Regions from separate parts of the Homo sapiens genome. Here region 2 is linked to region 1. Evidence: read pairs that join two places in POLR2A ChIA-PET (ENCODE). Cell type or tissue: HepG2. All regions are shown on one strand. Links, peaks and the distances in the headings refer to the core of each region. The heading gives the core; the rest is flanking DNA. Region 1 overlaps NRTN (neurturin). Region 2 has its middle 12 kb from the start of FUT5.

The links. Peaks named below come from ENCODE experiments on the same cell type or tissue, not always from the same donor. Only the 100,000 strongest peaks of a DNase experiment are listed, where the experiment ranks them.
Region 2: POLR2A ChIA-PET joins it to region 1 with 37 read pairs; 16 of 35 experiments call an interaction of 5 or more read pairs at or near these places.

The regions. Positions count from the first base shown.
Region 1 is chr19:5,817,352-5,831,492 of GRCh38, forward strand. NRTN (neurturin) reads left to right here. Exons shown (of 3, transcript NM_004558.5): 2 at 6,417-6,983; 3 at 10,398-10,973. The coding sequence starts at 6,815. The coding sequence ends at 10,822. It overlaps FUT6 (fucosyltransferase 6), which reads right to left. Exons shown (of 3, transcript NM_000150.4): 3 at 13,057-14,141. The coding sequence ends at 14,137. Among named protein-coding and RNA genes, the nearest start is that of FUT6, 15 kb to the right of the region's middle. RefSeq lists silencers at 9,347-9,641, 10,440-10,509, 10,680-11,009, 11,710-11,759 and an enhancer at 10,384-11,072. In HepG2, for the core only: CTCF peaks have their summits at 6,364 (motif pointing left) and 9,468; DNase peaks (open chromatin) are centred at 6,347, 9,510 and 10,860; H3K4me3 peaks cover 1,445 bases.
Region 2 is chr19:5,875,095-5,889,566 of GRCh38, forward strand. No RefSeq gene overlaps it. Among named protein-coding and RNA genes, the nearest start is that of FUT5, 12 kb to the left of the region's middle. In HepG2, for the core only: no CTCF peak of the experiment used is centred there; DNase peaks (open chromatin) are centred at 3,097 and 5,637.

The DNA of each region.
Region 1 (14,141 bases), core at 6,142-14,141:
AAAGAAAGAGAGAGAGAGGGAAGGAAGGAGGGAGGAAAGGAGTGAGGGAGGGAGGGAAAGAGAGAGGGAGAGAGAGAAAGAGAGAAAGGAAGGAAGGAAGGGAAAGAGAGAAAGAGAGGAAGGAAGGAAGGGAAAGAGAGAGAGAAAGGAAGGAAGGGAGGGAGGGAGAGAGAGAGGAAGAAAAAGAAAGAGAAAGGAAATAGGAAGGAAGGAAGGGAGGGAGGGAGGGAGGGAAAGAGAGGAAGGAAGGGAGGGAGAGAGAGAGAAAGAAAAAGAAGAAGGCAGGCAGGCAGGCAGGCAGGCGTGTGAGTGTCATCATGGTCAAATGTGTGATTGTGTTTCAATGCGTGTGAAAAAGTCCAAGTGTGTGTGAGTGTGAGGACAACCCAGGATGTGTGTGTAACCCTGTTTGAGTGTGGAAATGTGAAAACAGTGAATGTGGGAGTGTTTTGTTTTGTTTCGTTTCCAGACGGAGTCTTGCTCTGTCACCAAGGCTGGAGTGCAGTGGTGTGATCTCAGCTCACTGCAACCTCTGCCTCCCGGGTTCAAGCGATTCTCCTGCCTCAGCCTCCCGAGTAGCTGGGATTACAGGCGCACACTGCCACACCCGGCTAATTTTTTTTCTTTTTTGAGATGGAGTCTCGCTCTGTCGCTCAGGCTGGAGTGCAGTGGGGAGATCTCAGCTCACTGCAACCTCCACCTCCCAGGTTCAAGTGAGTCTCCTGCCTCAGCTTCCCGAGTAGCTGAGATTACAGGCGCCCACCACCACACCCGGCTAATTTTTGTATTTTTAGTAGAGACAGGGTTTCACCATGTTGGCCAGGTTGGTCTCGAACTCCTGACCTCAGGTGATCCAACCGCCTCAGCCTCCCAAAGTGCTGGGATTACAGGTGTGAGCCACTGCACCCAGCCAAATGTGGGAGCGTTTGAGCACGCAAGTGTGCTCGAGTGAGAATGCTTGAGCATGTGAGTGTGATCGTGTGTGGGCAGTGTGTGAGTGTGTGAGTGTGTGTATACGAGTATGAAAGAACCTGAGTGTGAGGATATGAGATGGCTGGGTGTGAATGAGTGTGAGTGGGCACACAAGTGTAAGCCTGACAGTGTGCTGTGTGAGATGGGGCATCTCGCTATGTTGCCCAGGCTGGTCTTGAACTCCTGGGCTCTGGCAGCTGTGGGTGCTGGCAGCGTGTTCACCTGTGTACCCCTGTGTGTGTGGCCAGGATGAGGGGTCTCAGGGCACAGATGATAACCTGAGCTAGATTGCAAATGACAGTGGGCACTCCTGTACCTACAAATGTGTGTCTCTATGCAGTTGGACAGGTACAGATGCCTCCCTAGGTTAGGGCCTCCGGGACACAGGAACACGCATTGTGCACACCCAGCCCCCTCCCCGTGCCCTCCGCCACACCCACATCACCCCCACCTGGTCGCGTCCGTGCCAGAGACAAACCAGTTAGGTGGCCCCCGAGAACAGAGAGGCCCATTGTTCATGGCTGCTAATCAGCCCTGCCTGCTGGGCCCCCTCCGCCAATGGCCCCCCGATTTCCTGCCCTCCACCAGAGCTCTAGGTGGGGAGAGTCTGAAGCTCCAAGGCCTCCAGGGGGTCCTGTGACCAGGCCATGCTGGGGCTAGGCCCTTGGTAGAAACAGACCACCACAGCCCAAGACTTGTTCCAATCCAATGGGGAAACTGAGTCACACCACTCCAAGACTTGAATGTGTGGGCAAGCAGGGTGGAGGGGGTCCAGAGAGGTCCGGGGCCCGGGTAGGTTTCCTGCCTGTCTCCCCCTCCTACCACCAGCATTCAAATGCTGGCTCTATGACCTTGGACAAGTCACTTCCCACCTCTGGACCTGTTTCCCATTCATGCAGTGGGGATAAGGGTATTACTTGCAGCCAGGCGCAGTGGCTCATGCCTGTAATCCCAGCACTTTGGGAAGCCAAGGCAGGAGGCTCGCTTGAGCCCAGGAGTTCAAGACCAGCCTGGGCAACATGATGAGACATCGTCTCTACAAAAAATATAAAAATTGGTCAGGTGTGGTGGCTCACGCCTGTAATCCCAGCACTTGGGGAGGCCAAAGCGGGTGGATCACCTGAGGTCAGGAGTTCAAGACTAACCTGACCAACATGGTGAAACCCCATCTCTACTAAAAATACAAAAAATTAGCCAGGCGTGGTGGCACATGCCTGTAGTCCCAGCTACTTGGGAGGCTGAAGCAGGAGAATTGCTTGAACTTGGGAGGTGGAGGTTGCAGTGAGCCGAGATCATGTCATTGCACTCCAGCCTGGGCAACAAGAGCAAAATTCCATCTCAAAAATAAATAAAAATTTTAAAAAATAAATAAAAATTGGCTGGGTGTGGTGGTGCATGCCTGTGGTCCCAGTTACTTGGGAGGCTGAGGTGGGAGGATCACCTGAGCTGGGTAGGTTGAGGCTGCAGTGGGCGCTGTGATTGCACCACTGTACTCCAGCCTGGGCAACAGAGTGAGATCCTGTCTCAAGAAAGAAAAAAAAAAGTGGGGGTATTACCTGCTTCTTAGGACGCTTGTAAGGTTGGAATGACTATATCTGTGTTAAGTTTGTAAAATGGGGTTGGACATAAAGTAGGTGATCATTAAGAATAAAGGGGATGATGGCCAGGCACGGTGGCTCTCGCCTGTAATCCCAGCACTTTGGGAGGCTGAGGCGGGTGGATCACAAGGTCAGGAGATCGAGACCATCCTGGCTAACATGGTGAAACCCTGTCTCTACTAAAAATACAAAAATTTAGCTGGGCGTGGTGGCAGACGCCTGTAGTCCCAGCTACTCAGGAGGCTGAGGCAGGAGAATGGCGTGAACCTGGGAGGCGGAGGTTGCAGTGAGCCAAGATTGTGCCACTGCACTCCAGCCTGGGCGACAGAGCAAGACTCCGTCTCAAAAAAAAAAAAAAAAAATTGCCGGGCACGGTGGCTCACGCCTGTAATCCCAGCACTTTTGGAGGCTGAGGTGGGTATATCACAAGGTGAGGAGATCAAGACCATCCTGGCTAACACGGTGAAACCCTGTCTCTACTAAAAATACAAAAAATTAGCTGGGTGTGGTGGCGGGCGCCTGTAGTCCCAGCTACTCTGGAGGCTGAGGCAGGAGAATCGCTTGAACCCAGGAGGCGGAGGTTGCAGTGAGCCGAGATCGCGCCACTACACTCAGCCTGGGCGACAGAGTGAGACTCCGTCTCAAAAAAAAAAAAAAATTACTTAGACATGGTGGCACATTCGTTTAATCCCAGCTACTTGGGAGGCTGAGGCAGGAGAATCGCTTGAACCCAGGAGGTGGAGGTTACAGTGAGCCGAGATCGCACCACTGTGCTCCACACTCCAGCCTGGGCAACAGAGTGAAACTCTGTCTCAAGAAAAAAAAAAAAAAAAAAAAAAAAAAAAAGGAATAAAGGGGATGGGTTTGACATCTGACAAAATGCTGCTGCTGCCATCCGCTTCTGCAAAACCTCAAGAATGAAATGTCCTTCCCATGGCCCACACGAGGCCCTGCACGAGCTGCTTCATCCCCTTCCAAACCTCCTCTCCTCTCTCTTCCCCTCCTCACTCTGCTCAGACACACGGGCCTCCTCACTGTTCCTCCAACACGCCACGTGTGGTCTGCCCCAGGGCCTTTGCACAGGCCATGCCTCTGCCTGGAACACCTGCCCCCAGATTCTCCTATGGCTGACTTCTCACACTTGGGTCTTAGTGCATGCATCACCTCCTCAGGGAGGGCCCCCTGCCCACCCCCAGTGAATCTAGCCCCATTCAGGACAGTCATCTTTATTATGCACTGATTGTATACTAAGCCCAGAGACTTCAACTGTGGTTTCTTTTTCATCCTCCCAATAAATCCATCCATCCATCCGTTCACTCAGACATGAAATTCTGGACCCTCCAATTCAGGATCTGGGCCACCCAGTGCCTAGCTTTTTTTTTTTTTTTTTTTTTTTTTTTTGCGACAGAGTTTCATTCTGTCACCCAGGCTGGAGTGCAGTGGTGCAATCTCAGCTCACTGCAACCTCCGCCTCCCGGGTTCAAGCGATTCTCCTGCCTCAGCCTCCCGAGTAGCTGGGATTACAGGTGTGCCACCACGCCCGGCTAATTTTTGTATTTGTAGTAGAGACGGGGTTTCACCATATTGGCCAGACTGGTCTTGAACACCTGACCTCAGGTGATCTGCCCTCCTCAGCCTCCCAAAGTGCTGGGATTACTACAGGCATGAGCCACTGCACCCGTCAGCCTAGCTTCTTTGTGTTCATTCATTCATTCATTCATCATTCAGCAAATGTCTATGAGCGCCTACTCTGAGCCACTGAACCAGCTGGGCTGGCCCTGGGGGAGAATCGACTTCCCCTGCAAATTCACTCTCATCAGATCCCCAGGCTGGTCTAGGATTTGTTTAGATGCCCTCACGTTGGGGAACTCATTCCTTACTAAGAATAACCACCACCAATACCAAACAGTCTCAAGTACCACCAATAGTGCTGAGTTCTCAGGGTGACTACAGCATCTGCTCCCAAGCCCAGCCCAGCCCATATGGTGTGTGCTGTGTCAAAGAACCTGGGTTCAAATCCCATGTCCTTTTCTAACCCTTGGACAAGCCCCTACCCATTTTGTGCCTCGGTTTCCCTAGCTGTAAAATGGAGATAGTAGTGCCTCTCTTGTGGGCTCAGCACCAGGCCTGTTACACAGCTGGTGCTTAATAAATGTGTCCTGTTACTTAAGGTCTGATATGTGTAGCTCCTGTCGTCGCCGTCCATGGGGGTGAGTGGGGTGGGGAAGGGGTGGTTTGAGTTTCTGCACATCAGGACACGAGGCGCGGTCCATGCAAATGAAATGCAAATCCCATGCAAATAAATCTCTGGGTGGTGCAGGGCAGCGTGCAAGGCTGGAGGTACAAGGTGCACGCATTTGGGGGGCGCCTGGGAACCCCATGAGCCGAGCCCAGGCCCGGAGGTGCTGACCCGCATCCAGCCCGGCTTTCAGTGCTCGGTGTAAATGTTTACACCTGGCCGGCCGCCAGGCTCCACGCCGCCCCACACTAGGCAGCCGGGAGGGGGAATGTAAACTCGGGCTGGGGGCCGCGGGACGCTCGGGAGGAGCCCAGACGGCGTCGAGTGTGGTGGGCGTGTACACGTGAGTTATTAAACACCGACTGTATGCAGTGAGGAGGATGCCACCAGGCACTCACAGCACCAAGTAACTGGTGCCCGAATGGGTAAAGCTCAGGGCATTCCTGGGGGCCCACTAGCGCCCCTGCACCAGCCAGAGGTTGAAGTGAATAGGGTAGGCAGCCATGGAAGGCTCCCTGGAGGAGGCACCCTCCAAGCTGAGATTGCAAGGGGAGTGAGAGCTAGGTACAGTGACTCACGCCTGTAATCCCAGCTCTTTGGGAGGCCAAAGTGGAAGGATAGCTTGAGCCCAGGAGTTTGAGACCAGCCTGGGCAACGTTGTGAGATTCCCCTCTCTATTAAACAAAAACAAAAACAAAAAAAATTAAAAATTAGCCAGGCACGGTGGCTCATGCCTGTAGTCAGTCCTAGCTACTTGGGAGGCTGAGGTGGGAGGATCGCTTGAGCCTAGGAGGTGGAGGCTGCAGTGAGCTGTGATCACACCACTGCACTCCAGCCTGGGTGACAGAGCAAGACCCTGTCTCAAAAAAAAAGAAAGAGAGAGAGAGAAAGAAAGAAAGGAAAGAAAGGAAGAGAAAAAGAAAGAGAGAAGAAAGAAAGAAAAAGGAAAGAAAGAAAGAGAAAGAGAGAGAGGAGGCTGGGTGCGGTGGCTCATGCCTGTAATCCCAGCACTTTGGGAGGCCAAGGTGGGCGGATCACTTGAGTTCAGGAGCTTGAGACCAGCATAGCTAACAGGGAGAAACCCTGTCTCTATTAAAAATACAAAAATTAGCCAGTCATGCTGGCAGGTGCCTGTAATCCCAGCTACTCGGGGGGCTGAGGCAGGAGAATCGCTTGAACCCGGGAGGCAGAGGTTGCAGTGAGCTGAGATTGCGCCACTGCACTCCAGCCTGAGGGACAAGAGTGAGACTCCATCTCCAAAAGAAAAAAAGAAAAAGAGAAAGAAAGGGGAGTGGGAGTGGGGAGGGAGGGAAGAAGTGTTCTCCATGCAAGGACCTATCTGTGCAAAAGCCCAGAGCTGGGACTCCATGTCCAGGGCAGCTCTGGTCCATTGCTGCCCACTTCTGGGCCTGCTTATCCATCTGGATGGGAAACAGGCTCAGAGAGGGGCAGAGTCAATGGAGGACACCAGCATGTAGGGAACAGTGTCAGCCCCAGATTCCTGCCTCCAGACTGTCCTAAACACCACCCTCCCCGCGCCTTTGTCCCACACTGCCACCTGCCGGGAATGACCTCTCCTCCTTTCACTCTTCCCCCTGGCTCCTCAGCTGCAGCCGCTCCGGCCTCCTTGCTGTTCCTGGGATACGCCACACTCAGTCTGGCCTCGGGGCCTTTGCACTGGCTGTGTCCCCTGCCTGTGATGCCATTCTCCTCTGCCTGGCCAACTCCTACGTTTATTCAAGTCTGGACCTTGTCATCGGCTCCTCAGGAAGGCACTCCGGGACCCCCAGATGGGGGCGGTTCCCTGTGACTCCTGGCACGGAGGCCAACCCCTTCCTTGTTCAATGGTTCCTTGAGGGACCATTCCCATGTGATTATCGACCATTCGGCAGGCGTTCAAAGTCAAAGGCCCCACACTGAGTCCTGGCCCAGCGCCCTGTGCCCGTTGGCTGCTGGAGGGACAGACGGGGCGTGCGGCTGACCATCCCGTGCCCGCAGGCTGAGGATGCAGCGCTGGAAGGCGGCGGCCTTGGCCTCAGTGCTCTGCAGCTCCGTGCTGTCCATCTGGATGTGTCGAGAGGGCCTGCTTCTCAGCCACCGCCTCGGACCTGCGCTGGTCCCCCTGCACCGCCTGCCTCGAACCCTGGACGCCCGGATTGCCCGCCTGGCCCAGTGTAAGCTCCTCCTCTGTGTGGGGTCAGATACCCCCAACGTAAGGGGTAGAATTTCAGGCAGTGGAGTGGGAGGTGGTGGGGGGGTGTCATAGGTTTTTTAAAGATAGGGCCAGCCAGCCCCCTTGCAGGGAGGCAGGGACAGACATCCTAAAAGATTATTCAGGGCAAGGCATGGTGGCGCCTGCCTATAATCCCAGCACTTTGGGAGGCTGAGACAGGAGGATCTCTTGAGCCCAGGAGTTCATGACCAGCCAGGGCAATGTAGCGAGACCGCCATCTCTACAAAAAACTTCAGAAATTAGCCAGGTGTAGTGGCGCACGCCTGTAGTTCCAGCTACTTGGGAGGCTGAGGTGGGAGGATCACTTGAGCCCAAGAGTTCAAGGCTGCATTGAGCTATGATTGCACCACTATACTCCAGCCTGAGCAACAGAGCAAGATTCTGTCTCAAAACATTATAATAATAAATACATTTTCTAAAAAAAGATGGGGTGGAGGGAGGTTGCAAATTCCCCCAATGGCCTGGTGGAGCTAGGGTGACTTCTGGGAACTGGGGTCTTTCGGCTCAGCTGTCACAAGGAATTAGGCTCTGCCCTGAGGTCCCGTGGGGGCCAGATGGAGATTAGACCTGGGCATTCGCCTGGTTGGCCCCCGCGGCGCAGCAGGGGGGGCGGTGGGAGGAGAGAGAGGCTGGATCTGAGGTCCCAGTGACCTGCCCCAGGGGACAGGGACCAAGGGGAGGCGGGAGATGGAGCAGGAGCTAAAAACCGGAAGAAAGGCCCAGAGATTCGAAGGGGTGAGGAGGGGTGGAGAGAGGAGAGACGGGGCTGGGGGCACAGACACGGGCAAAAGTGCTGCTATAGGGACACAGAAATGCCCACCCTGAGGGCAAGACCCTCGCCCAACTCCCCACCAATCCCTAATGCCTGCCCCACCGCAGGTGCTGTGGGGTGAGGGTGGTGCGTGGGCCCTGACCCCTGTGCCCACGCACATGTCCATGCGTGCGCCTGCGCGGGCATCTGAGGCGTGGATGCCGGCAGGGTGCGTGTGCAGCGCCTTTGGGTGTGGGCCACGAGTACGCCCATGTGCGCGTCTGCGCCCGCCCCTGCCAGCCCACACAATCCTCTTTTCTTGTCCTTACAATGCACAAGGGTGGCCTCCAGCACGAGCTCCACTTCTGTCCTCCCACCACTTCCCTCTCTGCAAGCGGCGTGAAGTCCTTCCTAGGACTCTGGGACAGAGACCCGGGCGGGACCCCCAAAATCCAGTGCTCCAGGACTTGGGGTGCGGGGGGCAAAGCACGAATGGAGGAATTTCAGGCACTGCGGAGGGTCAGGGCCCATGGGCGGGTGCCTGTCTGCCCTACTGCAAAAAGCGAGTGGCCACTGACTCCCCAAGTCCCCATGTTCTAGGCTCCTGGTGGAATTTCAGGCTGGGGACCTTGTGTTCTAGCCCCTGTGCAAGCAGCCAGCCCCGCTGCAGGGAGGCAGGGACAGACATCCTAAAAGATGATTCATTGTTGCCAGGTGCGGTGGCTCACGCCTGTGATCCCAGCACTTTGGGAGGCCGAGGTGGGCGGATCACGAGGTCAGGAGATGGAGACCATTCTGGCTAACACTGTGAAACCCTGTCTCTACTAAAATTACAAAAAAATTAGCCGGGCGTGGTGGCGGGCGCCTGTAGTCCCAGCTACTCGGGAGGCTGAGGCGGGAGAATGGCGTGAACCCGGGAGGCGGAGCTTGCAGTGAGCCGAGATCGCGCCACTGCACTCCAGCCTGGGCGACAGAGCGAGACTCCGTCTCAAAAAAAAAAAAAAGATTATTCATTGTTTATATGGAATTCAGATTTAGCCGGGCACCTGTATTGTATCGGGCAAGCCCACAAATGTCTGCTTCGATGCACCCCTCTGGGGTTGGGTGTGCCCCCTAACCCCCCAGCACAGTCCTGGCCACTCCAGTCCTGCTCCGGGGCTTAAAGAACACGGACTAGGTTGCTCAGTCATCGCCCACCCCCCGCACCGATTTCCCACCCTCTCAGCCCCGGCCAAGACAGAGATCATGGAAGCTTCATGGGACAGACAGGGAAACTGAGGCCTGAGGTTGCAAGTGGCGAAAGTGGCAGAGTCATGCTCTGAGGCTGGGTTTGTCTCGTTTCTGAGACCCCCTGTGGGAACAGACATCTCCTCCCCCACCAAACCCCAGGAGACAGACAGCCCCTCCTTCCCCAGGGCCACCCAGAGGCTCATTCTTTTGACAGCCAGGTGCACCAGCCCGGGGGGCAGGTGGGGACTAAAGATTTCCTCTCCCAACCACAAGCGTGACTGCCACCTGCTCTGGGGCTGGGAGTCCCCTGCCTGCAGGTCCGCCAGCAGCGCTGCCTGTCATTCCAGCGTCTGCAGTTCTCTCCCGGGGCTTCCGAGTTTGGGGGTGGAGCCACCGCTTGGGTAATAAATTTAGGCTGCCAGGCCCTGGGAATCGGTGACTTGGGCACCTCCTGGCGAGTGTGGGAGAAAGCGGCTGGACCTGGGCCAAACTTGGGTGAACGATGAAGGCAGGAAGAATGACCTTTAAGCCCGCCTCTGTCGCTCTCTCTCGGCCACCTGCTAATGATGTGACCTTGGGATGGTCCGTTTTGTCACCTGTCACATGGGGGTGGCCTTGACAGTAGCTGCTGCCACTCCATGGAGTGGGGTCCCCACACAGGCTTCGGATGCAGTAGGCTGCGGTACCTGCTGCTCCTCTGCATTCTGAGAAACCCAAACACCCCGATTCATTTCTTGGATAGGGAAACTGAGGCTCCACTGCACAGCGGGGCAGTGGGGATGGAGGGAGTCTGAAAAGCCCGGGGCCTCAGAGCAGACGTCGGGGCCTGAAGAGGGGGCTCTAGAGACCTATGACAACCTCACTAAAGAGGGATAGGGCATGGGAAGCAGCCCCCCAGTGCTGCCCAGAGAGGATGCACCAGTGTCCTGGGGCAGCCCAGCATAGGGGCGGGGTCCAGATAGATTTGCGATGGAGGACGAGGAGAATGGAGCAGCAATGGGGTGAGAGAGGGGCCCAGAGGAGGTGAGTTAGAGACCCCGGTCAGCTCAGCTCAAGGTGAGACGGGCTGGAAAGCGGCCCAGAAAGGATGGACCAGGTTCTGGGCAGCCAATATAGGCTCAGGGTTCAGAAAGGGGTTTTGGACCAGCGTAGGGGTGTGAGTGTGTACGTGCCCCCCAGTGCCGCCCAGAGAGGGTGCATGAGCAGCTCAGCAAGAGGGTGGGGAAATTTGGGACCTGGGAGTGAGACGAGAAGCCGTCTAGGCCTGGCGTCCCAGCAAGGGTCTTCGTTTGCAGGGGTACAGAGAGGGTAGGGGGCTCCCTCCCACCCCCTGCACCCACTGACCCCCCCTCCTTTCTCTTCCTCCCCTCGCAGACCGTGCACTCCTGCAGGGGGCCCCGGATGCGATGGAGCTGCGCGAGCTGACGCCCTGGGCTGGGCGGCCCCCAGGTCCGCGCCGTCGGGCGGGGCCCCGGCGGCGGCGCGCGCGTGCGCGGTTGGGGGCGCGGCCTTGCGGGCTGCGCGAGCTGGAGGTGCGCGTGAGCGAGCTGGGCCTGGGCTACGCGTCCGACGAGACGGTGCTGTTCCGCTACTGCGCAGGCGCCTGCGAGGCTGCCGCGCGCGTCTACGACCTCGGGCTGCGACGACTGCGCCAGCGGCGGCGCCTGCGGCGGGAGCGGGTGCGCGCGCAGCCCTGCTGCCGCCCGACGGCCTACGAGGACGAGGTGTCCTTCCTGGACGCGCACAGCCGCTACCACACGGTGCACGAGCTGTCGGCGCGCGAGTGCGCCTGCGTGTGACCCTACCTCACTCGGCCGGCGCGGCGGCCACTCCCCCCGCCTCGACGGCACCACTGGCCGGCCCCGCGAAAGACTGCGCGTGCGTAGAGCACGCCGGCGCGGCCCCGGGACTCTCGCGATAACTGTACTGAGATAAAGTGTGGCAACTCGAGCTGGCTGGTGATTCATCCTCGGCGAGGGGCTCGCGTGTGGGCCACGTCGCCGTCTCCACCGGGAAAGCGGGGACCAGTGGGGGGGGCCCAGCTGCAGGGTAGTGGGAGGATGCTGTTTGCTTTGGGGGAAGGGTAGATGCAAAGTGGGTCCAGTTTATGGCGGACAAAAAGGAAAATGGGGTGAATGGGGCTATGTTGGCAGGGACCGTCCTTCCTGCCTCCCTACGGGTCCCTCTGCCCGTCCCGAGCGTGTTCCGGTCCGCACCTCTTCGCTGTGTGGGCTTCTGGGGAGGGGAAAGGGAAGCTACGCTCGGATGAAGAGACCGAGGTCTAGGTGGACCCCGTTTCCCCAGCTTGTTCCCTTCCGCACCTCTCCGCGGTGCGGGCTTCTGGGATGAAGACACTGAAGTCTAGGTGGGCCCAGTTTCCCCAGATTGTCGCTGACTGCACCTCTCGCTTCTGGGATGAAGAGACTGAGGTCTAGGTGGACCCAGTTTCCCCAGCTTGTTCCTGACTGCACCTCTCTGCTGTGTGGACTTCTGGAGAGGGGGAAAGGGGGAGACACTGTGGGTGAGGAGCCTGAGATCCAGGTGGAATCAGTTCCCCAGCGTCTCCCTGTCCGCACTGATCCCGCTATGTGGGTTTCTAGGAAGGGGGAGCCACTCTGGGGGTGAGGAGAGTGAGGTCCAGGTGGACCTGGGCCTCCCTTATCCGACGGCCTCCTCGGGCCGGTCTTCGCCCACCAGGGTGAGCTGAAAGCCACTATCTCCTTCCACCAGCTACTAAAAATACCCGCACGCTGCCCACCTCCCGGCGGGGAGAGGCCTGGGGCGGGCGCCAGCCCCATCCAGCCCGAAGCCGGCGCCTGCTGGTGTAGAGCTGGGTCCCCAGAGACCTGGGTCCTCGGCCCATAAAAGCCCTGGCCGGGCCTCCACGGGGGGGATTTACGACGAGCCCCTGCGGAGTATGGAAAAAGCCCGGCTCGGTGTTTAGATTTCCCCACGGTGTCACCTTGATGCTTGGCAGGCCTCGGGTGTTGGGTTGCCAGAGCGCGGGAGGGGTCGGCGGGTCCCACGGTCGGTCTGAGGGGCGGGGAAGGGGCGGGCACTGCGAGCCCAGAGCAGGCACCGGCGAGGCGAGACTCCTCCCCTCCTGCCCCTCAGACTGGGGGTTCCCAAGGCTACAACCCTTCTCCTTAGCTGGGCCCCCTCCCCTCCTTCCCACACGTCTGCCCTTAGGACCACCCTCTAACCACAGTGTCCCTTCCCAGGCTCAGCCCGCATCCCCCCACCCCCCGCAAAGCTGGAGGGCGCAGATCGGAAACCGCCCCCAGGGAGAATCACCCAGCCATGAAGGAACATCCCTAGCCCCTGGCTCCCGGGGACCCACAGCTACAGCTGGAGACACTCAAGGCGGCTAATCAGCAGGACTTCCAGGGAGCCCTGAGAGCAGGGCTTGGCGGCCAGGCGGGTGATCTGCTTGGGAAGCAGTTTCAGGGCTGCCGCTGGCTGGGGTCCCCGCCTACCCCCGCAGTCTTCTGACTCTGAGGTTTAAGGTGGTGGATTCCTCCACCCTTTGGGCCGACTCAGCCCGGCCTCCGCAGAGAGGCCGGAGTTCCCAGACGCTGCGGAAGCCCAAGTGACGCTTACTCCGAGCCTCAGTTTCCCCATCCTAGATGGCCTGGCCTCAGAGAGGAGTGTTGTTCAGCCCAGGACACACAGCGAGAAAGCTGACCATCAGGGGTCTGCCGCCCCCCCGAAGCTCCCCTGCCACAGTGTGCATGTGTGTGTGAGTGTTGCCCACCCTCCGGGGCCTCCCGGACCTCGGCCTTCCTGTCTCCCACCCAGATCCAGCGTCCCAACCACAGGGCGCGGGCCCAGCCCACCAGGGAATTGGAACATAAATAAACCGAGAAGCCCCTGCAGTTCCCTGGGGCTGCGGTTGTCATCAGCGCATCGGCACACCGGATGAGGGTCTCTCTCACACACACACACAAGCACACTCACAAGACACAGAGATCACCACCCATAAGGGCTCAGCAGGCAGGACCCATGATCCTACACAGTCACCTTCCACACAGAATTGCACACTCAGAAAGGGACACTCCCCCCTTTTTTTTTTTTTCTTGAGACAGTCTCACTGTGTCGCCCAGGTTGGAGTGCAGTGGTGCGATCATGGCTCCCTACAACATCTGCCTCCTGGGTTCAAGCGATTCTTGTGTCTCAGCCACCTGGGTAGCTGGGATTACAGGCACCGGCCACCGCACCCAGCTAATTTTTTTTTTTTTTTTTTTTTTTTTTGAGACAGAGTCTCGCTCTGTCGCCAGGCTGGAGTGCAGTGGCGCGATCTCGGCTTACTGCAACCTCCGACTCTCTGGTTCAAGCGATTCTCCTGCCTCAGCTTCCCAAGTAGCTGGGATTACAGGCATGCACCACCACGCCCGGCAAATTTTTGTATTTTTAGTAGAGACGGGTTTCACCATATTGGCCAGGATGGTCTCGATCTCCTGACCTTGTGATCCGCCTGCCTCGGCCTCCCAAAGTGCTGGGATTACAGGTGTGAGCCACCGCACCCGGCCTCATCATCGGTTTTCTTTGCAGTATTACATCTGGAAACGGTGCGGTGATTATCTCTCTGCACCCCTCACAGGCGGCTAACAACATCACAAACAAATCAGCCAGAACCATCACTCATGGGTGGGGCCCCATGGGTGCCAGTTCCCAGGGCCCAGTGCCCTCCAGGGTGAGGTCCCCAGCAGGTGAGGCTCCTAGCAGGTGAGATTCAGTGTGGAAGGTCTCTGGGAGCAGGTCCCAGCAGGTAAAGTCCCCAACAGCCGAGGTCCCCAGTAGGCAAAGTCCCCAGGAGACATCCCCAGCAGGCCAGGCTTCCGCAGGGGACGCTCCTGGAAGCCAGCATGTGAAATCCCAGGTAAGGGACATACCTGGCCACCGAAGACTCCAGCAGGTGAGGCCCCAGGAAAGTGAGGACCCAGGTAGGTGAATCCCCAGGCAGGTGAAGCTGCAACAGGTGACCGTCCCAGGCAGGTGAGTCCTCAGGCAGGTGAAGCTTCAGGCAAACGAGTCCTTAGGTAGATGAGGCCCCCACTCAGGTGAGGCCCCAGGAAAATGAGGTTCCTGGCAGCCCAGGCCCCACACCAGCCTCTCAGG
Region 2 (14,472 bases), core at 2,088-10,087, 54 kb after region 1:
GTTGGCGTGCAGTGGCATGATCTTGGCTCACTGTAGCCTCTGCCTCCTGGGTTCAAGAGATTCACCTGTCTCAGCCTCAGGAGCAGGGATTACAAGTACCCGCCACCATGCCCACCTAATTTTTGTATTTTTACTAGAGATGGGGATTCACCATGTTGGCCAGGCTGGTCTCGAACTCCTGACCTCAAGTGATCAGCCCACCTCAGCCTCCCAAAGTGCTGGGATTACAGGCGGGAGCCCCCACACCCGTCCTGAGATGCTCTCTTCTGACACACTAGGCACAGGCCCCACTCTGGTGGCCTCACCAAGCCCTTCTGTGTGCCTCAAAGCCACTCCCTTTCCCCGCCCACTCCTGCAGGGCAGTGTAGAAGTCCAAGGAGCCAGGTAAGTTTCCTGGAATGCAGAAGAGAAAGGATGTGGAAGGATGTCTTTGACAGAGGATGTCCTTAAACTCTGTCACTCCCAAGCTGGGTACAGAGGTGACAGAGCCCACATTTCACCTTCAGGTATCACGACTTCCCTGTTCTAGAAATAATTTCCAGGAGGCCGTTTCATGCTGCCCCAGACTTTCACCGTCTCAGTTCCCAGCCAGGCCCAGGCCAGTGGGGAGGATCGACTGGCCAGGGCTGGGCCAGGGACTGCGGTCTCCCAGGCAAGCCATTTCCAGAAGGGATGACCTGAGTCTGTTCTCTGTTCATGTCCTCGCTGGGGGCATTGTCTGTGACTGATTAAAACATAACTCATAGAAGTTGGGTATAGTGGCTCACACTCATAATTCCAGCACTTTGGGAGGCCGAGGTGAGCAGATCACCTGAGGTCAGGAGTTTGAGACCAGCCTGGCCAACATGGTGAAACCTCGTCTCTGCTAAAAATACAAAAATTAGCCGGGTGTGGTGGTGCACACCTGTAATCCCAGCTACTCTGGAAGCTGAGGCGGGAGAATCACTTGAACCCGGGAGGCAGAGGTTTGCAGTGAGCTAAGATTGGGTCACTGCACTCCAGCCTGGGTGACAGAGTGAGACTCCATCACAAAAAGAAAAAAACCCAAAAAAACATAACTCATGGGGCTCTCAGTCTTGGTGTGACTTTGTCCTGGAGCCCCAGCCAAGCCTGGACCGGCAACGCTTCCATCCCACACAGCTGTCCTGTGGATGTGAAGACAGGTCCTGAGAGAGGGCGCTCACTACTCAAGTCACTGGGAGTCTCAATCGCACCAGGCTGTCTTCAGTTGGACAGCTGTACTCTCTGCCCCCTGCCTCCTGCTTAATTCCCAGTCATCCTTCAGGGCTCGGTGAAAACAGCTCCTCCAGGGAGCCTCCCCAGATAGGGGCTCTCTTGCCCTCCCAGCCAGATCATCCTTTCTACTGGCTCCTCCAACCACCCGTGCCCCTGATTCTAGGCTCAGGCCGCGAGGATCTCTTCCCTCTGGCTCAGATGAGCTGAGACTTGCTTGGGGGGTGCGGTGAGGCCATCTGTGCCCCTCGTTGGGGTCCTGGTCTTCATTGGACACCCCAGCTCCTCCCTCAGCCTGGGCTGGGTGGGTGATAAAGCTGTCAGCCTGCTGGAAATTTCTCTCCCCTTGGGGCCTAAGGGCTGGGAGCCAAGGGCAGCTGCCGCTCAGGAGGAGGGAGAAGGCCCCATAGGCTGGGCTGGGTGCACCATGAACCACATGTGAGATCTGGGGCACATGGGGAGACAATGGGGGGTTGAGGGCAGTGCTGGTGTTCCAGAGGGGGCAGGCCAGGGTCCCCCAATGTTGGCCAGGTGGCTGGTCTTCTGCCCTTGTGGAACCCAAGGAGGGTTTCCATGTCCCTCTAAGCCTCAGAGGAAATTCCAGAGGGAGAGAAAGAGAAGTTGGGAAAGGGAGCTGTTCACTCTGACATCAGCTCAGGGAGAGGCGGAGACCACGGGGGCTCCAGGGGCATCAGGGGACAGAGCAGCCTGTCCCCACACCTCTTACCCCCTGGGGACTGGGCCTGCCCCAGCCTGTTAGGAAGCCCTGGCCTGGCCTGCCGAGGGCCCCATCCCCCTCCCAGGACCCCTGGCTTGCAGCCAGGTGGTGGGGAGAGGGGCCCAGGTGGGTGGTGTGTGTGGCAGGTGAGTGATGGGCCCAGCAAGGCTGGCTCAGGCCCGGAGTCACCAGGGGGCTTAGCAGAGACTCTTCAGGCCCCCCACACCTTCCCCACCCTATGCCCCTCCACCCTTCTACCTGGGCCTGGGGGAGCCATCACAGGCACCTCTGCATGTCCACTGTACAGATGGGGAAACCGAGGCTTAGATAGCACCTGGGAGTCACCACCACCCTGCACCACCAGGTCCCCCATGGCATTCTCCAGAGAGCAGCAATTTCCCCCAACACTAGAATGTTCCAGATATCCTCACTTACAGTCAGAAGCCACCTGCAGCCCCTAAGTGGTGGAGCAGGGCTCTATGGGGGACTTGCCTGACTTTGGAGTTCTTGACCCTGAGATCTTCAGAAAACCGACTTTCACCTCTGGCAGCTGTGTGGCCTTGGATGAGTTCCTCAACTTCTCTGGGCGTCAGCCACCTCCTCTGTAGAGTGGAGCCACTGCCGGCACCTTCTTCAGGAGGTTGAGGTGACCTGGAAGGTCACGCTGATCCTCCCACCGCCCCACAGGGTCTCTGCGTACCCCCTCTACAGGCTGGAATGTTTGGCCTGGGTCCCTGGCCCTCTGCGGGCCTCGGTTTCCCCTCCTGTAATACTTGTAAGAACTCAGCCTCTCCCTGCTCATCTACATGGTGCTGGGGCCACTAAACAGACAGGGAGTGCGGGAAGCCCCAGGTGACGGTGACAGAAACCTGGCACCCCCTAGAAACCTGACCCTGGCCTCACCCCCGGGTCCCCTGGCACCAACACGCTGAGGTCTGCCCACCCCTGGTACCCAGGCCCAGCTGGGTTCATGCAGCTTAAATTTCAGCCTGTGGTGGGTGAAGAGGCGGGGGCTGGACACGCTTCATTTTCCAATTTCTAGAAATAAAAGCTGTGGGGCCATCTATTGTGGAGTGGAAATAAAGCCCATTGCAAAACCTTGTGTGTGAAAAAATAACAATAGCATTTACCTCCCTGCCCGGGGAGAGAAAATTCCAGGGAATACATGGGGCCGGGGAACAAAGAGGCCTTTCTCTCATTCTGGAAAGGTTTTGTGAAGTGTGCGAGTGGCAATTTTAGAATCAGAAAAGCTAATGGAGGTATTTTCTTTCTTTCTTTCTTTCTGAGACTGAGTCTTGCTCCATCGCCCAGGCTGGAGTGCTGTGGTGCGATCTCGACTCACTGCAACCTCCCACTACCGAGTTCAAGCAATTCTCATGCCTCAGCCTCCCGAGTAGCTGGGATTACAGATGCCCGCCACCACGCCCAGCTAAATTTTGTATTTTAAGTAGAGATGGTGTTTCACTATGTTGGCCAGGCTGTTCTCGAACTCCGGACCTCAAGTGATCTGCCCGCCTCGGCATCCCAAAGTGCTGAGATTACAGGCGTGAGCCACCACACCCGGCCCAATGAAGGTATTTCCGAGAACGAAAACGGTTAGGAGGTGGTCTGTTGGAACCTGGAGGTGAAAAGTATAATTTTCTTTCCTTTTTTTTTTTTTTTCCAGACGGAGTCTCCCTCTGTCGCCTGCCCAGGCTGGAGTGCAGTGGCACAATCTCAGCCCACTGCAACCTCCGCCTCCTGGGTTCAAGTGATTCTCCTGTCTCAGCCTCCCGAGTAGCTGGAATTACAGGCACGCGCCACGACGCCTAGCTAATTTTTTGTATTTTTAGTAGAGATGGGGTTTCACCGTGTTAGCCAGGATGGTCTCAATCTCCTGACCTCGTGATCAGTCTGTCTTGGCCTCCCAAAGTGCTAGGATTACAGCAGTGAGCCACCGCACCGGGCCAAAAAGCATAATTTTCTTGGTTTGTTTTCAGGCGATGTTTTCAAGGTTTCTAAGCACCTGTCTCTCCATCGGCAAAAATTACAGCCAGTAGAGCCAGCGACCTGGGCACCTGGGCCAGCCCTGCAGGGAGTGTATGGAGATGCCACTCACCTTGGGAAGATGCACCAGGAGTTACGGTCCACTCTGTCCCTGTTGGCGTTCTCTGAAGAGTAGAAATTTTCCCCTACCCAGACTCTGAGAATGTTCCAAAGACCTCAATTTATATTTGGTATCCACCTGCAGCCACTCAGTCCCTCAGCCCAGCTGTAGCCTCTGGTCACTCCCCCTCCCAGAGGGAGACAGTGTTGAGATTTGACTTCAGAACAAGGGCAGAGCCTTACAAAAAATGAGCTGGGCATGGTGGTGGGTGCCTGTAATCCCAGCTACTCATGAGGATGAGGCAGGAGAATCACCTGAACCCAGGAGGTGGAGGTTGGAGGTGGAGGTTGCAGTAAGATGAGATCACGCCACTGCTCTCCAGTCTGGGCGACGGAGCAAAACTCTGTCTCACTCACTCACTCAATAAATAAATAAATAAGCGAAAATAAATAGGCCAGGCACAGGGGCTCACGCCTGTAATCCCAGCACTTTGGGAGGCTGAGGTGGGTGGATCACGAGGTAAGGAGTTCGAGACCAGTCTGGCCAACACAGTGAAACCCTGTCTCTACTCAAAATAGAAAAATTAGCTGGGCGGGATGGTGAGCGCCTGTAATCCCAGCTACTTGGGAGGCTGAGGCTCAAGAATTGCACGAACCTGGGAGGCGGAGGTTGCAGTGAGCTGAGATCGCGCCACTGCACTACAGCCTGGGCAAGAGACTCCGTCTCAAAAAAAAAAAAAAAAAAAAAATTGGTGAGGCGCGGTGGCTCAGGCCTATAATCCCAGCACTTTGGGAGGTCAAGGTGGGGGGACTTCCTGAAGTTGGGAGTTTGAGACCAGTTGAGGTCTTTGGAACATTCTGAGACTCCGGGTAGGGAAAAATTTCTATCCTCCAGGGTACTCCAACAGGGAGGGAGAGGACTGCAAATTCTGGCGCATCTCTTCCCAAGGTGGCGTCTCCATACACTCCCCGCAACATGGAGAAACCCTCTCTCTACTAAAAATACAAAATTAGCCGGGCGTGGTGGTGCACGCCTGTAATCCCAGCTACTCAGGAGACTGAGGCAGGAGAATCACTTGAACCCGGGAGGTGGAGGTTGTGGTGAGCCGAGATTGTGCCATTGCACTCCAGCCTGGGCAACAAGAGTGAAATTCCGTCTCAAAAAAAAAAAAGATCTTGTTTATTTCTTGGTTTGTCAGTGTCTTCCCCAGATTGGGCGGCTCATGGGGCAGGGCTTGGGTCCCCAGTATGACCTGGCACCCAGTAGGCACTCAGTAAACAGGTGCTGAATAAATGTCCTTGTCTGTGATGGAAGCTTGAACTCCCACTTGGAGAATTATAAACGAAGACTGAAGATCTTTGGACTCTGGGGCAGGAGTGACCCTCCCCCTGCCCCTTCCCCACCCCCCACCGACCACCCCAGAGATTACAGCCTGCCTCAGGGGAATCTGCAGGTGAGGTAGTCCTCACCCCCAGTGACACAGGGCAGGACCTCGCAGGGCTGGAGATGGAGGAGGCCGGGTGGCAGGCACAGGCAGGCAAAGAATGCTGCCGCAGACGAGAATGAATAAACAGGCTCCTTGGATGTCAGAGGCTGGGGGTGGGGGGACACTTTGAACCTCACGCCTGGCTGGGGATGTTTGGACAAGGCAGGCGGCCAGCGGGTGTCATCAGGGCTAAAATTAACCTCCACTTCCCGCTCAGCCCCTCCCCCTGGGCCAGGAGGGAGGCTGGGGCCCCGGCCATCACTTAAGTGAGCGCTGTATGCCGGACAAAGCTCCTTGAAGAAATCAATGCACGTGGTCCTCTCAACAACCCCGACAGCTGCTATCAGTAATGGCATTGTGATTTATCCCCATTTTGCAGGTGAGGAAACCAAGGCACCGAGAAAAAGGGAGGCTGATAGCCACAAAACTCAAAAGCAGCAGAGTCAGGACTCGAACCTGGGATTCAGGGAGTGTGTTCTCACCTGGAGGTCTCCCTGAAAGCCAGGGGAGATGAAAGAGACCCTGAGCGATGAGTCCTTGGCGGAGGCGGGCATGCGGCCCCTCATTCACTCTCCCCTAGGGACCTCTCCAGAGGTTTCCAGAGTTACAGTAACTTTGGGTCTTTTTGTGCAAATTCCAAGAGATGCCTGCTGTGCCAGTGACCTGCTGGGGACCTAAAACACCCTCATTGAGCCAGGGAAGGGTCAAGGAGGGGGCGGGGACAGGGCTGGTGGGCTGTGGAAACCTCGTGCAGATGGTGAGATATTAAAATACATCCACTCCACAAAAATTAGCTGGGCGTGGTGACGTGCATCTGTAATCCCAGCTACTCAGGAGGCTGAGGTAGAAGAATCACTTGAACCCGGGAGGCAGAGGTTGCAGTGAGCTGAGATTGTGCCTCTGCACTCCAGCCTGGGCGACAGAGCGAGACTCTGTCTCAAAAAAATTAAAAAAAAAAATTAAAAAAAAGATCCACTCCAGACCAGTGCAGTTGCTCATGCCTATAATCCCAGCACTTTGGGAGGCTGAGGCATGAGAATCGCTTGAACCTGGGAGGTGGAGGTTGCAGTGAGCCAGGATCGCGCCACCGGACTCCAGCATGGGCAACAGAACAAAACTCCATCTCAAAAAAAAAAAAAAAAAAAAGGAATGAATGATGCTGTAAGTATATCCCAAGAATTGCATGGGATATACTTACGCCAAGCCGTGATTCATGATCTATCTGAAATCCAAACTTAACTGGATGTCTTGGATTTTTATTTGCTAACTCTGATGACTTCAGCTGGGTGGGGGTGGGGGGCAGTCCCTGTAGCGGGCAGGTGCTAAGAGCAAAGGCAGGCATTAAGGAGGTGAAATCAGAGCCACACCAGGCGCTCAGGTGGCTTCCAGGACGCGACGCCTTCCTAATGGGCTTCCCAGGTGCCTCCGGGACCAGCCAGATGGAGGAGGCTTCGGGGCCTCCCTGGCCCTCACCCGCTGGGCCAGCCCCTCATCACCACCTCCCAGGTCCCTCCTGCCAGGCTCATTATTCATCTTTAACGGTCACTCGGCAGGGGGAGTGTGGGCTGGGAACACCTGGGACTCCCAGGCTTGCAGTGGGCGGCCTCACTAATGGGGGTGAGGCCCCCATTAGAGAGGCAGTAATGGGTGGGAAAGGGGTCCCGGCCCACCAAGGAGCTGGCCTGGGGCAGGAAGCATCCAATTTGGGGCAGGGGCGGGAAACAGACTTCTGCCACCCCCACCCTGCCATTTCCTTTCCTGTCGAGGCAGGAGTCCAGGGAAGCACCTCTGGATGCCTTCACCCTTCCCAATCTCCACCTGGACGGGGTCCTGCTGGGCCCCCCAGACGCAGAGGGGGCTGCTCTGGCACTCCTGCCTCCCCATATCCAGGCAGGGGTAGGATGGATGCCCCAGCCTTGACCTTCCAGCTTCCCATCTGCCAGACTTGCTCAAGAGAGTGGCTCACGGCTAAGGAGTGGAAACTGACACCCAGAGAAGGATCTAGAACCTCGTACTCTTCCATGCTCTTAGCCACTCCCCTTTCTGTCTCTCCTCTGAGCTATCACACATGTTGTTCCTCTCTCTTGGGCACTCTAGCCTGGATGACAAAGGGGGATCCTGTCTCTTAAAAAACAAACAAACAGACAAGGCTGGGTGCGGTGACTAACATCTGTAATCCCAGCACTTTGGGAGGCCAAGGCGGGCAGATCACGAGGTCAAGAGATCGAGACCATCCTGGCCAAACTGGAAAAACCCCATCTCTACTAAAAATACAAAAATTAACTGGGTGTGATGGCACACACCTGTAGTCCCAGCTACTCAGGAGGTGGAGGTTGCAGTGAGCCGAGATCACGCCATTGCACTCCGGCCTGGTCAACAGAGTGAGATTCTGCCTCAAAAAAGAAAAAAAAAGAAAAAAAAAGAAAAAAAGAAACGGCCAGGTATGATGGCTCACGCCTGTAATCCCAGCACTTTGGGAAGCTGAGACGGGCAGATCACCTGAGGTCGGGAGTTTGAGACCAGCCTGACCAACATGGAGAAACACCATCTCTACTAAAAAATACAAAATTAGCCAGGCATGGTGGCGCATGCCTGTAATCCCAGCTACTCACGAGTCTGAGGCAGGAGAATCGCTTGAACCCAGGAGGCAGAGGTTGCGGTGAGCTGAGATCGCACCATTGCACTCCAGCCTGGGCGACAAGAATGAAACTCTGTCTCAAAAAAGAAAAAAAAAAAAAGAAAAAAAATGTCCCTACACCCCTATTAGAATGGCCAAATCCAAAGCCCTGCCAACAGCAACCCCAAATGCCCCGAACCCCTGAGGACAGGGAGCAACAGGGAGTGTCATTCATTGCCGGTGAGAATGCAGAATGGTACAGCCGCTTTGGAACAGTTTGGCAGTTTCTTATAAAACTAAACATACTCTTAGGATGAGACCTAGAAATGGTACTCCTAGGTATTTACCCAAAGGAGCTGAAAACCTAACATCCACACAAAAACCTGCACACAGATGTTTACAGCAGCATTATTCACAGTTGCCAAGATTGGGAAGCAGCCAAGATGTCCTTCAGCAGGAGAATGGGTAAGAACACTGTGGTGTGCTCAGATGACAAAATTTTATTCAGGCTGGGCACGGTGGCTCACGGCTGTAATCCTAGCACTTTGGGAGGCAGGGGCGGGCAGATTACCTAAGGTCAGGAGTTCGAGACCAGCCTGGTCAACATGGGGAAACCCTGTCTCTACTAAAAATACAAAAATTAGCTGGGCGTGGCGGCACGAACCTGTAGTCCCAGCTATTCAGGAGGCAGGAGAATCTCTTGAACCCAAGCAGACATTGCAGTGAGCTGAGATCGCGCCACTGCACTCCAGCCTGGGTGAAAGAGGAAGACTCCATCTATATCTATATCTATATATCTATATCTATATCTATATAAAATATAAAATTCAGTGCTAAAAAGAAATGAGCTGTCAAGCCATGAAAAGACACAGAGGAACCTTAAATGCATTTTTTTTTTGAGACGGAGTTTCGCTCTTGTTGCCCAGGCTGGAGTGCAGTGGCACAATCTTGGCTCACTGCAAACTCTCCCCCACTCCCTGGGTTCAAGCGATTCTCCTGCCTCAACCTCCTGAGTAGCTGAGATAACAGGCGCTGGCCACCACACCTGGCTAATTTTTGTATATTTAGTAGAGATGGGGTTTTATCATCTTGGCCAGGCTGGTCTCAAACTCCTGACTTCAGGCCTCCCTCCGCCTGCCAAGGTGCTGGGATTACAGGCGTGAGCCAACACGCCCAGCCCTTCAATGCATATTACTGAGTGAAAGAAGCCCATTTGAAAAGGTGACACACTGTATGATTCTAGCTACAGAATATTCCCGAAAGAGGAAAACTATGGAGACGGTGAAAAGGTCAGTGGCTGTCAGGGGCTGGGGGAGGAAGGGACGAACAGGCAGAGCACAGTGGATTTTTAGGGTAGTGAAACTACTCTGCATGATACTGTTAAATGGTAGACATATGTCATTACACATTCATCCAAACCCACAGAACATATGCATACAACACCAAGAGTGAACCCTCATGTCAACTATGAACTTTTTTTTTTTTTTTAGATGGAGTTTTGCTCTGTCGCCCAGGCTGGAGTGCAATGGCCTGATCTCAGCTCACTGCAACCTCCACCTCCCAGGTTCAAGTGATTCTTCTGTTTCAGCCTCCCAAGTAGCTGGGATTACAGGCATGCGCCACCATGCCCGGCTAATTTTTTGTATTTTTAGTAGAGATGGGGTTTCACCACATTGGCCAGGTTGGTCTCAAACTCCTGAGCTCAGGTGATCTGCCCACCTTGGCCTCCCAAAGTGCTGGGATTACAGGCGTGAGCCACCACATCCAGCCAAAAATGACATTTATTACAATTTCTTGGCTGGGCTCGGTGGCTCATGCCTGTAATCCCAGCACTTTGGGAGGCCGAGGCAGGCGGATCACAAGGTCAGGAGATCGAGACCATCCTGGCTAACACGGTGAAACCCCGTCTCTACTAAAAATACAAAAAATTAGCTGGGCGTGGTGGAGGCACCTGTAGTCCCAGCTACTCGGGAGGCTGAGGCAGGACGATGGTGTGAACAGGGAAGGCGGAGCTTGCAGTGAGCCAAGATTGTGCCACTGCACTCCAGCCTGGGTGACAGAGTGAGACTCCGTCTCAAAAAAAAAAAAAAAAATTTCTTCATTGCTGCCCGGTGTATAGTAGCAGAAGACTGGAGGCCAGGACATGTGCTTTCACCAGAACAATGGTCCAGCCTCAAGATGGAATATTACACTGTCCTTACAAAAGAGGGGGAAGTTCTGCACTCGAAGAAAAGATCCGAGATGCATTGTTAGGAGTCAACTACGCTGAGCTGCAAGAAAGTACGGGGAGTGTGATGTTGTTTCCGTGGGGAAAAGAAAATATACAGACATGCTTGTTTTGGCGTGGAACATGGCTGGAAGGAGAAACAAGAAACCGACTAATGGCCTCTGGGGATGGCGTGGGGCTTGGGGAGTGGCTGGTATTTATTCTAAACACCCTCTAGAATCTTTTGAATTCTATGGCATGCGTCTGTCTTACCTCTAAAAGAAGGAGGATAAACTGTAAAATGCATTTTAGAAAGCATACTGAGAAAGGCCGGGCGCGGTGGCTCATGCCTGTAATCCCAGCACTTTGGGAGGCCGAGGCCGGAGGATCATGAGGTCAGGAGATCAAGACCATCCTGGCTAACACAGTGAAACCCCGTCTCTACTAAAAATACAAAAAAATTGGCCGGGCTTGGTGCGGGCGCCTGTAGTCCCACCTACTCGGGAGGCTGAAGCAGGAGAATGGCGTGAACCCGGGAGGCAAAGCTTGCAGTGAGCCGAGATGGCGCCACTGCACTCCAGCCTGGGCGACAGAGCGAGACTCCGTCTCAAAAAAAAAAAAGTGCTGAGAAAAAAAAAATGGACAAAATAGAAGACTTTGGATGGGTTTGAAAAGGCTGGGGTGGCAGGGGTGGTGGCTCTAGATTTCAGGCCAGGCCATCGCTCTGCCTGCTGCCCCTCAGTTTGGGCTGAATCCCCCACCAGGCCCCCCAACGAGGCCCCCCAGAGCCCTGCTCTTGTCCTGGCTCACACCTTTCCTACTCTGGTTCAGCGAGGGTTCAGACCAGTGGGGACCCCTGGAAGGTGAGATGTGGGCTGGGCTGGGGCCAGGGACAGGGCCAGGCCTGCCGGAGCCCCTTGCAGCTCGGCCCGACCACCCAGCTTTCCAGGAAGCCCGAGGGGAGGCTTGGCTGGCTCAGAGGAAGGACCTGTGTGCGCCAATGGTGGGGCTGGGGGCCAAACCAGGCCCCTCTGAGCGCCCACGCTCTGAGGAGGACCACAGCAAGTGGAGGGAGGCTGGCTAGAAAAGAGATACACAGGGAGGAAGGCCCGAGCTTCCCTATGCCTCAGTTTCCCCATAGGCCAAATGGCTCGCTGGCTGTGTGGCCCTTGTGGACACAGGGGATGCCTGAGATGATGTGGGACCAGGGAACTATGGCTCCACTGGGTCCTAGCCTTGGACGCCAAGCCAGATAGGATAAGGGGGGGCAAGTCCCGCCCTGACTTCTGGAGCCCTGAAGTAATGACTAACCCGGCTTTAGGCTTTAAGGCTGGGGCCTCCTACCAGAACACAGCCAGGAGAGAGTCACGTCCTCTTTCCTAAGATCTCTACCCCTGTCTACTCCCTCTTCCTCCCTCTGTGCTCTGCTGGGGACCCTGTGGGTACAGGGATGTGGCACCCCCAAGGCATTCAGGGCTCTGGGCCTCTCTTTTTTTAGAGACAGGGTCTCGCTCTGTCACCCAGGCTGGAGTGCGGTGGCAGGATCATAGCTTACTGCAGCCTCGAACTCCTGGGCTCAAGCGATTCTCCTACCTTAGCCTCCTAAGTAGCTGGGACTACAGGTGTGTACCACCATGCCTGGCTCCAGCCCCCTTTTTGGCTCTTTTGGGGGTACCCTAGTGGGCCAGTGTTGGTCCCAGGGGTCTTTGTCAGGACAAGGGAAATGTTTGGCCCAGAAGTGCCTGTCTATGGTTTAAGCAAGATCTGCAGCTGGCCACAGTGACTCCCGCCTGTAATCCCAGCACTTTGGGAGGCTGAAGCAGGAGGGTCACTTGAGGCCGGGAGTTCAAGACCAGCCTGGACAACACAGTGAGACTCCATCTCTACAAAAAATTTAGAAATTAGCCAGGTGTGTTGGTGCATGCCTGTAGTCCCAGCTTCTTGGAAGCTGAGGCAGAAGAATCGTTTGAGCCCAGGAGTTTGAGGTTGCAGTAAGCTATGATCTCACCACTGCACTCCAATCTGGGCAACAGGGCAAGACCTTGTCTTCTTCTTATTTTTTGAGATGGAGTTTTGCTCTTGTCACTCAGGCTGGAGTGCAGTGGCTCGATCTCAGCTCACTGCAACCTCCACCTCCTGGGTTCAAGTGTTTCTCCTGCCTTAGTCTCCTGAGTAGCTGGTATTACAGGCTCACACCACGATGCCTAGCTGATTTTCATTTATTTATTTATTTATTTTGTTTATTTTTTTTTGGAGATGGAGTCTTGCTCTATCACTCAGGCTGGAGTGCAGTGACGCAATCTCGGCTCACTGCAACCTCCGCCTCTCAGGTTCAAGCGATTCTCATGTCTCAGCCTCCCAAGTAGCTGGGATTACAGGCACCTGCCACCACGCCTAATTTTTGCATTTTTAGTAGAGACCGGGTTTTGCCATGTTGGCCAGGCTGGTCTCGAACTCCTGGCCTCAAGTGATCTGCCAATCTCAGCCTCCCAAAGTGCTGAGATTACAGGTGTCAGCCACTGCGCCTGGCTAAGACCCTGTCTTTCTTTTTCTTTCTCTTTTTTTTTTGAGATGGAGTCTCACTCTGTGGCCCAGGCTGGAGCGCAGTGGCGCGATCTCGGCTCACTGCAAGCTCCGCCTCCCAGGTTCACGCCATTCTCTCGCCTCAGCCTCCCGAGCAGCTGGAACTACAGGCGCCCGCCACCACACCCCGCTGAATTTTTTTTGTATTTTTTAGTAGAGACAGGGTTTTTCTCCATGCTAGCCAGGATGGTCTCGATCTCCTGACCTCGTGATCCGCCCACCTCGGCCTCCCAAAGTACTGGGATTACAGGCGTGAGCCACCACGCCCGGCCAAGACCCTTTCTTAAAAAAAAAAAAAAAAAATACACACACACACACACAGTAGTTGCTTCATGATGGGTGTATGTTTGGAGAAATTCGTCATTAGATGATTTTGTCATGCACAAACATCCCAGCGTACACACGCCTAGATGGTAGAACGTACTGCACACCAGGCTTCATGGTACTGTCTACTGCTCCCAGGCTATAAACCTGCAGAGCATGTGACTGTACAGAATACTGTGGGCAACTGTAACATGATGACAAATATTTGTCTCTAAACATCCACAAACAGAAAAGGTACAATAAAAATATGGTATAAAATCTTATGGGAGCCGGGTGCGGTGGCTCACACTTGTATTCCCAGCACTTTGGGAGGCCGAGGCGGGCAGATCACTTAAGGTCAGGAGTTTGAGACCAGCCTGGCCAACTTGATGAAACCCCATCTCTACTACAAATACAAAAGAATTAGGCGGATGTGGTGGCGGGAGCCTGTAATCCCAGCTACTCGGGAGGCTGAGGCAGAGAATTGCTTGAACCCAGGAGGTGGAGGTTGCAGTGAGCCGAGATCTCCCCACTGCACTCCAACCTGAGTGACAGAGTGAAACTCCATCTCAGAAAAAAAAAACAAAAACAGGCCGGGCGCAGTGGCTCATGCCTGTAATCCCAGCACTTTGGGAGGCCGAGGCGGGCGGATCACGAGGTCAGGAGATTGAGACCATCCTGGCTAACACGGTGAAACCCGGTCTCTACTAAAAATACAAAAAAATTAGCCGGGCGTGGCAGTGGGCGCCTGTAGTCCCAGCTACTCAGGAGGCTGAGGCAGGAGAATGGCGTCAACCTGGGAGGCGGAGCTTGCAGTGAGCCACTGCACTCCAGCCTGGGTGACAATGTGAGAGAGCAAGACTCTGTCTCAAAAAACCAAACTAAACAAAAAAAAAGAAAAGAAAAAAAAAGAAACAAAAACAAAAACAAAAAACAACAAATTAACTGAGTGTGGTGGTGGGCACCTGTAATCCCAGATACTCGGGAGGCTGAGGCTGGAGAATCGCTTGAACCCCTAGGCGGCAGAGACTCAGTGTCAAAAAAAAAAAAAAAAAAAAAGTCTCATGGGACTCCCTTCACATATGTGGTCCGTCAGTGACCGAAATGCTGTTATACTGCACATGACTGTTTGCTGAATGAACTCTGAGTCTTGCCCCCGGGTCTGGAGGGCTTCTCTTCCCGTGCCTTCCCGCACTCCACTGCAGCCATCATCTCATGTGGGGAGAGTGAGAAGGACCCT